2 separate regions of the Homo sapiens genome follow, and region 1 is linked to region 2. A link is an interaction called in ENCODE POLR2A ChIA-PET data of the cell type or tissue named here. Cell type or tissue: B cell. All regions are shown on one strand. Each heading gives the region's core, and the rest is flanking DNA. Links, peaks and the distances in the headings are about the cores only. Region 1 overlaps CAPN1 (calpain 1). Region 2 overlaps POLA2 (DNA polymerase alpha 2, accessory subunit).

Evidence for each region. Peaks named below come from ENCODE experiments on the same cell type or tissue, not always from the same donor. Only the 100,000 strongest peaks of a DNase experiment are listed, where the experiment ranks them.
Region 1: POLR2A ChIA-PET joins it to region 2 with 7 read pairs; 5 of 35 experiments call an interaction of 5 or more read pairs at or near these places.

The regions. Positions count from the first base shown.
Region 1 is chr11:65,190,682-65,196,052 of GRCh38, reverse strand. The region is part of intron 10 of CAPN1 (calpain 1); the gene reads right to left. Among named protein-coding and RNA genes, the nearest start is that of CAPN1, 11 kb to the right of the region's middle. In B cell, for the core only: no CTCF peak of the experiment used is centred there; no DNase peak of the experiment used is centred there; H3K27ac peaks cover 364 bases.
Region 2 is chr11:65,295,940-65,301,310 of GRCh38, reverse strand. It overlaps POLA2 (DNA polymerase alpha 2, accessory subunit), which reads right to left. Exons shown (of 18, transcript NM_002689.4): 17 at 5,321-5,371; 18 at 2,626-4,191. The coding sequence ends at 4,042. The region is part of intron 2 of LOC105369344 (a long non-coding RNA gene); the gene reads left to right. Among named protein-coding and RNA genes, the nearest start is that of CDC42EP2, 16 kb to the left of the region's middle. RefSeq lists an enhancer at 1-6. In B cell, for the core only: no CTCF peak of the experiment used is centred there; no DNase peak of the experiment used is centred there.

The DNA of each region.
Region 1 (5,371 bases), core at 227-5,226, 110 kb after region 2:
AAAATAAAAAGATTACAAGGAAACACTATAGACAATTATATGATAATAAATTAGATAATATAGACAAAAAGAACAAATTCCTAGAAAGAAACAAAGCACCAAAACTGACCTAGGAAAAATAGAAAATCTAAATAGACCTATAATAATAAAAAGACTGAATCAACAACAACAAAAAACTTCTCACCAAAGAAATGTCCAGGACCAGATGGCTTCGAAATTCCACCAAACATTTAAAGACAAATTAACACCAATCCTCAAACTCTTCTAAATAACTGAAGATGAGGGGACACTTCCTAACTCATCCCAGGAGGCCAGCATTACCTTAAAGCCAGATAAAGACACCACAAGGAAAGAAGATTACAGACCAATATCACTTATGAATATAGATGCAAAAATCCACCCCCTCCCAAAAAAAGCGATGAACCCAACCCAACAGCATATTAAAAGGAATATACACCATGATGAAGTGGGATTTATCCCAGGAATGCAAGGGTAGTTCAACAAAGGAAAGTTGATCAATGTAATATACCACATTAATAGAATGAAGGGGAAAAAAACCTCAAAATGATCATCTCAATTGATGCACAAAAAGCACATCAGTTCATGATTTTAAAAATTCAGAAAATTGGCCGGGCGCGGTGGCTAACACCTGTAATCTCAGCACTTTGGGAGGCTGACGTGGGCAGATCACGAGGTCAGGAGTTTGAGACCAGCCTGACCAACACGGCTGGTCTGAAGGGTGAAACCCTGTCTCTACTAAAACTACAAAAATTAGCTGGGTGTGGCAGTGTGCACCTGTAGTCCCAGCTAGGGACTAAGGGAGGCTGAGGCAGGAGAATCACTTGAACCTGGGAGGCAGAGGTTGCAGTGAGCTGAGATGGCGCCACTGCACTTCAGCCTAGGTGATAGAGCAAGATCCAGACTCAAAAAAAAAAAAAAAAAAAAAAAAAAACCCCAAAAAACTTCAGTGATACCACTTCACACCCACTAGGATGGCTATAATCAAAAAGAAGAGCAATAACTAGTGTTGAAGAGGATGTGGAGAAATCAGAACCCTCACATGTTGTTGGTGGGGATATAAAATGGTGCTGCTGCTTTGGAAAACAATTGGCAGTTCCTCAAAAAATTAAACATGGAATTACCCTATGGCCCAACAATTTCACTCCTAGTTATAGGCCCCAGAGAACTGAAAACATATGTTGAAACGCATGCACATGAATGTTCACAGGAACATTCTCCACATAGCCAAAAACTGGAAATAACACAAATGTCCATCAACTGATGAATGAATCAGCAAAATGTGGTATATCCATATCATGGAAGATTAATCTGCCATAAAAAAGAGATGAAGTACTTCTACACCATAAATGAAGCTTGAAAACATTATGCTAAGGCAAAAAAGTCCAGAATAGGTAAATTTATAGAGACAAAAAGTAGATTCATGGTTGCTAGGGAGAAAGGGATAGAAAGTGATGGCCAATAATTACGGGATTTTCGGGGTGGGGGCGGTGAAGAAATGCTCTGGATAACGGCAATGCTTACACAACGCTGTGGGTACACTAAAAACCACTAAATTTCACACATTAAAAGTGCAAATTTTCTGGTGTGTGAATTATACTCATTCACGATTTTCAAAAACACTATGTATCAAAATTGTGTAACTTAATTAACGATGTACTTAAAAGGAAATTTATCACTTTAGTTGCTTAAATTTTAAAAATCTAAATTAACGAAATAAGCATCTAATTTAAGAAGTCATAAAATAAAGTCAAAAAGTCAATCCAGGCCGAGCGTGGTGGCTCACGCCTATAATCCTAGCACTTTGGGAGCCCACAGCAGGGCGGATCAGTTGAGGTCAGGAATTCAAGACCAGCCTGGCCAACATGGTCAAACCTGGTATCTACTAAAAATACAAAAAAAAAAATTAGTTGGGCATGGTGGCGCATGCCTGTAATTCCAGTTACTTGGGAGGCTGAGGCAAGAGAATCGCTTAAACCCAGGAGGTGGAGGTTGCAGTGAGCCAAGATCGCACCACTCCAGCCGAGGTGACAGAGTGAGACTATCTCAAAAAAAAAAAAAAAAAAAAAAAATCAATCCAAAGAAAGTAGAAGGAATGAGATAATAAACAGTAAAGATTAATGATATATGAAAAAAATACTACCAGGCACTGTGGCACACACGTATAATCCCAGCCACTTGGGAGGCTGAAGTGAGAGGATCACCTGAGCCAGGAATTTAGGCTGCAGTGACCTAGGATCACAGAGGACTAGGATTGTGCCACTGCACTCCAGCCTGGGCAATAGAGCAAGACCCCATCTCTAAATAAATAAGTAAAAATAATAAAAGAAAAAGAAATACTATACAAAGGACCAACAAAGTCAAAAGTCTTTTTTTTTTTTTTTTTTTTTGAGACAGAGTCTCGCTCTATTGCCCGGGCTGGAGTGCAGTGGCGCGACCTCGGCTCACTGCAAGCTCTGTCTCCCAGGTTCACACCATTCTCCTGCCTCAGCCTCCCAAGCAGCTGGGACCACAGGCACCTGCCACTACGCCCGGCTAATTTTTTGTATTTTTAGTAGAGACGGGGTTTCACTGTGTTGGCCAGGATGGTCTCGATCTCCTGAGTGCAGCTGGCCAAAAGTCATTTATTTGTAAAGATTTATATTGACAAACTTCTTGCAGGATTAATAAAGACAAAAGAGACAATGCAAATGAGCAATCCCATGCATAAAAAGGGGACATTATTATACACGAGACATAAGAGTATATTAAGAGGGGGCTGGGTGCAGTGGCTCACGCCTGTAATCCCAGCACTTTGGGAGGCCGAGGCAGGAGGATCACAAGGTCAGATGATCGAGACCATGGTGAAACCCCATCTCTACTAAAAATACAAAAAAAAAAAAAAAAATTAGCCAGGCGTGGTGGTGGGCACCTGTAGTCCCAGCTACTCGGGAGGCTGAGGCAGGAGAATGGCGTGAACCCGGGAGGCAGAGCTTGCAGTAAGCTGAGATGGCACCACTGCACTCCAGCCTGGGCGACAGAGCAAGACTCTGTCTCAAAAAAAAAAAAAAGAGTATATTAAGGATAACTTTGTGCTAATAACTTTGAAAACAGATGCAAAGAATAAATTATTAGAAAATACAACTCAGGGCTGGGCACAGTGGCTCATGCCTGTAATCTCAGCACTTTGGGAGGCCAAGGTGGGAGGATCACTTGAGCCCAGGAATTCGAGATAAGCCTGGGCAACATAGTGAGACCCCCATCTCTATAAAAATAAAAAATTAGCCAATCATAGAGGCTCACACCTGTGTAGTCCCAGCTACTCAGGAGGCTGAGGCAGGATTTGAGCTCAGGAGTTCGAGGTTGCAGTGAGTAACCTCTCTCTAAAAAACCCTGTCTCTCTTAAAAAAAAAAAGAAAGAAAAAGAAAAAGAAAAAACAAAAGAAAATACAACTCATCAAAATTGGCTCAAGAAACAGAAAATCTGAACAATTCTATAACCTTTAACTTTCAATACTGAATATCATTAATCTTCATACAAAGAAAAAAGCAAGCCTGACAGCTTTACAGACAAGTTCTACCAACCATTCAAGCAACAAATCACTCCCATCTTAGGTAAACTCTTCTAGGAAACAGAAAAAGAGAGGATACTTCCCACCTCACTGTACAGGAAGAACATAGCACTGATACCAGTATGGTTAGTATAAGAAAGGAAAATAACAGGCAAACGTCACTCGTGACCATGTTGTTTTTATCTCAAGAATGTAAAGTTGATTTAACGTTAGAAAAGCAACAAATGCAATTTACCATTTTATTTTTTTTAAATGGGGTCATGTTCTGTTGCCCAGGGTGGAGTGCAGTGGCGCAAACATGGCTCACTGTAGCCTCTACCTCCCTGGCTCAAATGATCCTCCCTCCTCAGCCTCCTGAGTGGCTGGGACTACAGGTGTGTGCCACCATACCAGGCTAATTTTTTAAATTTTTTGTAGAGATGAGGTCTCACTGTATTGCCCAAGCTGTTCACAAATTCCTGGGACCATTTTAATAAATAAAAGAAAAAAGCATACTATCATCATAATATAGACAATTCAAAGTATTTAACAATATTAAACTTCATTAGTCTGATAAAAGGTATCCACAAAAAACCTAGATTAGAAAGGTACTTAGTGGTGAAAACTTCCCCTTTAAGAGTGAGGCTTAGTTAATAGGGTTGCTCCTAAAAATAAGAATAAAAAAAAGGGAGGAACAAGAGCAGGAAGCTCTACAGTTCTAGGCAGCATATTAGACAAGAAAAAGTAACAAAAGTTGTAAGAATTAGAAAAGAAGAAACAATCTGTCATTATTTGCAGATGCTATATTCCTAATTAGAAAACCAAAAAGGGCTGGACGCAGTGGCTCACTGTAATCCCAGCACTTTGGGAGGCCAAGGCAGGCAGATCACCTGAGGTCAGGAGTTCGAGACCACCCTGGCCAACATGGTGAAACCCTGTCTCTAATAAAAATACAAAAATTAGCCAGGTGTGGTGCCGCACGCCTGTAATCCCAGCTACTCGGGAAGCTGAGGCACGAGAATCACTTGAACCAGGGAAGCAGAAGTTGTAGTGAGCTAAGATCGTGCCAAAAAATACATACAGATGAATCAGTAAGATTAATTAGTTTTAAAAAATTTGCTGGATATAAAAACTACATCTAAAAGGTCAAATGCATGTTATCGTATGAGCAACAAGATCACTTGGGAGATGTAATTTTAAAGAACATACTATTTATAATAGAAACAAAATTATAGTGTACCTAGCATTAAATCTCAAGAGATGTATAAATTCTTTATGATAAAAAATACAACATTCTATTGAAAGACATTAAAGGCCAAAATAAATGAAGAGATACACCATATCCTTGGATAAGACTTAAAATTATAAAAATGTCAAGTCTCCCCAAATTGGTCTATAGGTTTCATGTAATTCCAAATTAAAATCTCAAAATGGTTTTTCAAAAGACTTGGTAAACTGATTCTAAAATTCATTTGGAAAAACAGAGGTCAAGAACAGCTAAGACAGATGCAGTGGCTCACGCCTGTAATCCCAGCAATTTGGGAGGCTAAGCCAGGTGGATCACTTGAGTTTGAAACCAGCCTGGCCAACATGGTGAAACCCCGTCTCTACTAAAAATACAAACATTAGCTGGATGTGGTGGCGGGCACCTGTAATCACAGCTACTCAGGAGGTTGAGGCAGAAGCATCATCTGAACCCAGGAGGCAGAGGTTGCAGTGAGCCGAGATCGCGCCACTGCACTCCAGCCTGGGCAACAGAGCAAGACTCCGTCTCAAAAAACAAAAACAAAAACAAAAAAAACCAACAACAAAAAAAACAGCTA
Region 2 (5,371 bases), core at 197-5,196:
CAAGATTCTCTGGGGCAGAAAGAATCAGGTCCAAATGCCTTAGCAAGACTTCACAATCTGGCTCTGAAGCACCATTCCGGGCCCATCACTGCCTCCCTTCCCTTTCCCTCTTTTCTTTTACCCCTCTCTCGCCCTCTGTCCCTCCTCCCTCCCTCTCTTTGCCTTGTCTTCCTTCGTAAATCTAAAGCCCCTCCCCATTCCTAGGAACATACCCAAGAGAACTGAAAACAGGTGTTCACACAAAGCTTGCACACAAGCGTCCACTATTCATAATAGTCCACAAGGGGAAAAACCCGACAGTGGATGCACTGATAAAATACCGTATAGCCATACAGTGGGATCTTAGCCATAAAAAAGAATGGCGGACTGATACATGCTGCTGCAGGGACAAACCTTGAAAACATCATGCTAAGTGAAACAAACCTGACAGGCCGGGTGCAGTGGCTTACGCCTGTAATCCCAACACTCTGGGAAGCCGAGGTGGGCGGATCACTTGAGGTCAGTGGTTCGAGACCAGCCTGGGCAACATGGTGAAACCCTGTCTCTACTAAAAATACAAAAATCAGTTGGCACGGTGGCGGGTGCCTGTAATCCCAGCTACACAGGAGGCTGAGGCAGGAGAATCGTTTGAACCCGGAAGGTGGAGGTTGCAGTGAGCAGAGATCGTGCCACTGCACTCCAGCCTGAGTGACAGAGTGAGACTCTGTCTCAGAAACAAACAAAAAAACAAACAAACAAAACCTGACAGAAAAGAGCATGGGCCAGGCACGGTGTCTCATGCCTGTAATCCCAACACTTTGGGAGGCCGAGGCGAGTGGATCACCTGAGGTCAGGAGTTCTAGACACACCTGTAATCTCAGCTACTCAGGAGGCTGAACCCTGAGGTCAGGAGTTTGAGACCAGCCTGGCCAATATGGCAAAACCCTGTCTTTACTAAAAATATAAAAATCAGCCAGGTGTGGTGGCAGGCACCTGTAATCCCAGCTACTCAGGAGGCTGAGGCAGGATAATCCATCGAACCCGGGAGGCAGAGGTTGCAGTGAGCCGAGATTGCGCTACTGCACTCCAGCCTGGGTGACAAGAGCAAAACTCTGTCTCAAAAAAAAAGAGGATGTATTGTATGATTCCATTTATACAAAATGCCCAAAATAGGCAAATCTACAGAAAAGAAATTAGATTAATGATTGCCAGGGGATGGGATTAGACTGCTAATGGGTGCAGGGTTTCCTTTGGGGTGATGAAAATACTCTGGAATTAGATGGTGGCGAGGCCTGCACAACACCATGAACATACTAAAAACCACTGAATCATACACTTTAAAATGGGCATGGTGGCTCACGCCTGTAATCCCAGCACTCTAGGATGCTGAGGCGGGTGGATCACTTGAGGTCAGGAGTTTGAGACCAGTCTGGCCAAGATGGCGAAACCCCGTCTCTACTGAAAATACAAAAATTAGCTGGGCGTGGTGGCAGGCGCCTGTAATCTCAGCTACTCGGGAGGTTGAGGCAGGAGAATCGCTTGAACCTGGGAGGTGGAGGTTGCAGTGAGCCGAGATCGCGCCACTGCACTCCAGCCCGGACGACAGAGTGAGACTCTGTCGGGGTGGGGTTGGTGGAGTGAGAAATCAGCGCAGATGGCTACTCCCAGCAGTAGTGAAGCAGCAAGGCCAGGTTGAGCTGGGCCGGGTGCCCTGAGGTCAAAGGAAAGGAAACCCCAAGCCCCAGTGGCTGCAGAAGGCAGAGCTGGATGGAGGATCCGCGCCATGGCCCTGCCGGCCCCCAACCTTGGGTGCCCCTCGAGGCCCTAATTCCCTCGCTGCATTCTTGGCACCCACTTGGGTTCCCAGGAACAGCAACTAGGAGTGGCTTCTGTTCCCTCAGCAGCTCTCCCTCTCCCTCTCAGAGACTGGAACCCTAAAGGGAAGCCACGAGGCGGGTAAGGGAGGGCGGCTCCTTCTGCCAGGGCAGAGGCAGGGCAAGGGCATGGGCATGGGAGGCAAATCCTGGCAAGAGCTCGGGACTATTTCTTCAGGACCGTCTAGTTGGTGTCTCAAGGGCAGGGGCCATGACCAGATCAGGGAGAGGCCACCAAAGGGGGCTGAGGCAGACGGGCCTGACCTCCTGGGCACCCTCCCACCCTCCGTCACTGACACGCCCCCAGAGCCTGCTTGAGAATACCTGGGATGACAGATGCCTGGGGAAACTGGTGACACAGCTGAAGTGGGGTCTAGGGACGGTCAGCCAGCAGTCACTTGGCACCTTCCTGACAAGAGCAAAAAGGAACTGTCTGGTGGCAGAGGCACGCCTGCCAGACCTGTCTGCTCTGGTGTTAGCATCCCGCTTTCTCTTTGTCTGACTCTTAAATGCCTGCTCCGGCCCTCCCGGCCCTCCCAGATCATTTCCAACAGTCACACGACTGGTATCCAGGCAACCATTGCCTGGGCTCCCAAAATTCCACATCCGGAGGCTGACAAGTCATGGTGCCCCCGTGGAACACAGCTGGCTGCTTCATGTGTGGAGGAGCTGGGGGAGAACGGAAAAATCCACTCCCCACGCAGGGATGAGTTTCTAATTCTTGGCCTCAGAGGAGGTGCCTATAAAACTAATGAAATAAAACAGCTGCTCCTTGTGTTTAAAGGAAGACCTTTTACTGTACCCTGGTCAGGTCTGGGGCTCGATTCCATTTCACCGTCAGAAAGGTGAGAGGCAAAAGTTGGCCACTGTTAGGTCATCTATTTATCTCGGAGTCAAGGCATAGACACCAGCAGCTTGCTGCCCCCTTGCCCACTTCCCTGCCCTGACAGCTGGGGTTTGCCGGTCTTGGCTCTGGCATGTGAGGCAGGACAGCCTGCCAGCTTAGGGCAGGAAGCCACTCCACGTCTGGCCAGTGACAGCTTTTCCCCAGATGCCAGGACATAGGGGCATGGGACGTGCTGTGAACCCTGGAAGGCCTGACCCTGTCTGAGTGTTCTGGGCTGCAGGCAAGCCCTGGCTACTGCGCGACTTGGCAAAGCAGCTGCCACCAGGACTCCAGCTTTGGAACAGCCCAGCGAGGCGGCCCCCTCCAGATGGAGAGGTCAGGCTGGGACCACAGCATGCATGTGAGGAACTGCGCAGGGAGGCCCAGGCATGCAGCCAGTTGCTTGCTCTGCAGCCCAGCTCTAGGGCCCACCCAGTGCACCTCTGCAGCATAGAGGTCACTGGGGCCTTTGGGGGATGAGGAGTGGGGCTGAGAGTTACCCACTGGACAGGACTGGGGCTGGATAGAAACCCAGTGTGACTGACACTCTGCCTTCTCTGGACATAGGTCAAATAGGCAACATTCTTTGTCTACTACCAGGATAAAGAAAATAGAAGAAAGGGGCCGGGCGCGGTGGCTCACGCCTGTAATCCCAGCACTTTGGGAGGCTGAGGCGGACAGATCACAAGGTCAGGAGATCGAGACCATCCTGGCTAACATGGTGAAACCCCATCTCCACTAAAAATACAAAAAATTAGCCAGGCGTGGTGGTGGGTGCCTGTAGTCCCAGCTACTCAGGAGGCTGAGGCAGGAGAATGGCATGAACCCGGGCGGCAGAGCTTGCAGTGAGCCGAGATCTCACCACTGCACTCCAGCCTGGGCGACAGATCGAGACTCCGTCTAAAAACAAAATAAATAAATAAAAGAAAATAGAAGAAAGGTCAAACTCAGAAGTCACACTCAGAATTTAATTTCTCCAAAAGTTGTTTCTGTGTTTGATTCATGTAGAAAATCACAAAGCCTTCTCGCCTTTTCTGAGTGGGCGGGATCCACAGCTGGCTTACTTCTGGACACGGAGCATGGACTGAGAAGCAAGAGCTTCCTTCCAGGAGAGGCACCACTCAGAGGCAGGCCCGGCTGCACAAGTCCTCCCTGCTGGGCCTGGTCACTGCAGCTGCCCCTCCCTGGCTGGCTCCTCTCTCCTTTCCCACCCAACTGTTCACCTTGTCACAGGGCTATGTCTTGGCTCTTGGCTAAGACTTTAAGGGCCCACACAGCAGAGAACAGCAGAGGACAGAAGCCTCAGATCCTGACGACCTGCACAGCAATGCATGGGCTCTGCCTCTCTGCCCCGTCCGCTGCCGGCCTCCTAAGGTAGAGTCGGGCGAAGGTGCCTCCCACCTGCCCTTTGGTAAGGCGCCCAGGGTTCACACAGACACAGCCGAGGACATCCTGGGGAGGAGAGGAGAGGTGACAGGTTTGGAGAGCCTCAACTAACTGGGAACCAATGTGAAAAAGAAGTGCCATCACATGGCTGGACCCCAAAGAGGGTTTTAGAAAATGGAAACGAAGGCAACCAAATCACCAGACACATTTTCAGTCACTTTTTTTTTTTTTTTTTTTGAGATGGAGTCTCGCTCTGTTGCCCAGGCTGGAGTGCAGTGGTGAGATCTCAGCTCACTGCAGCCTCGACCTCCCGGGTTCCAGCGATTCTCCTGCCTCAGGCTCCCAGGTAGCTTGGATTACAGGCACCCACACCACCATGCCTGGCTAATTTTTGTATTTTTAGTAGAGATGGGGTTTTACCATGTTGGCCAGGCTGGTCTCAGACTCCTGACCTCAGGTGATCCACCCACCTCGGCCTCCCAAAGTGCTGGGATTACAATTGTCAACCACTGCGCCCGGCCTCAGTCACATATGTTAACTTGTCACTAGAAAGCTTTGAATTCCTTTTAAGTCTTTCAAACAGAAGAATGAGGTGACTTGGCAGAATGACAATCAGCTCCTAAACTTGGAGACAAACCTGATCTAGCTGTTTACTGCTTTCTCATGTGAAAAACTTTTTTTTAACCTCTTGAGATTGAACTAACTCTTGTTTGGCAAGAGGGGGACTGGTCTAGGCAGATTCCTTGTAAGGGACCTAACTCCAAGGCAGGCAGGGCTAAAGGGTGGCAGAGATCAAAATGACCCAATAGCTTCTTCAAGGTATTCCCAGCTGAGCCCACTTGGAGGTCATATCAGAATTTGGGAGGCAGAGGACAGGCAAGTGTACATATGAAATCTTCCCCAGGTCACCTCTATGTGGCCTGGTGAAAGCCCTCATTTGAGGGCCTTCCTAGTCATCTGGGCTCTCGTTCTCTTGGGGAGGGAGGAGAGGACACTGTTTACTCAAGCATTTTACTGACAGAGTTGTTTGTTTTCTGGTCCCACCACCTCCCCAAAGAAACAAGGCCACAGGGCAGGGTGCTAGAGGCCCCATCCCCATCAGCTGACCCATGAGGGGTGAGTGCCGGGTGGTCTAGAAGGGAAAGTCAAAGACTGGGTTCTGGTGTTTCTGGGAAAAAGCAGAGTTCAAACCTACCTTCACGAAGTACCTCAGCTCTGACGGGATGATGAGGACATCTGGGGTGAC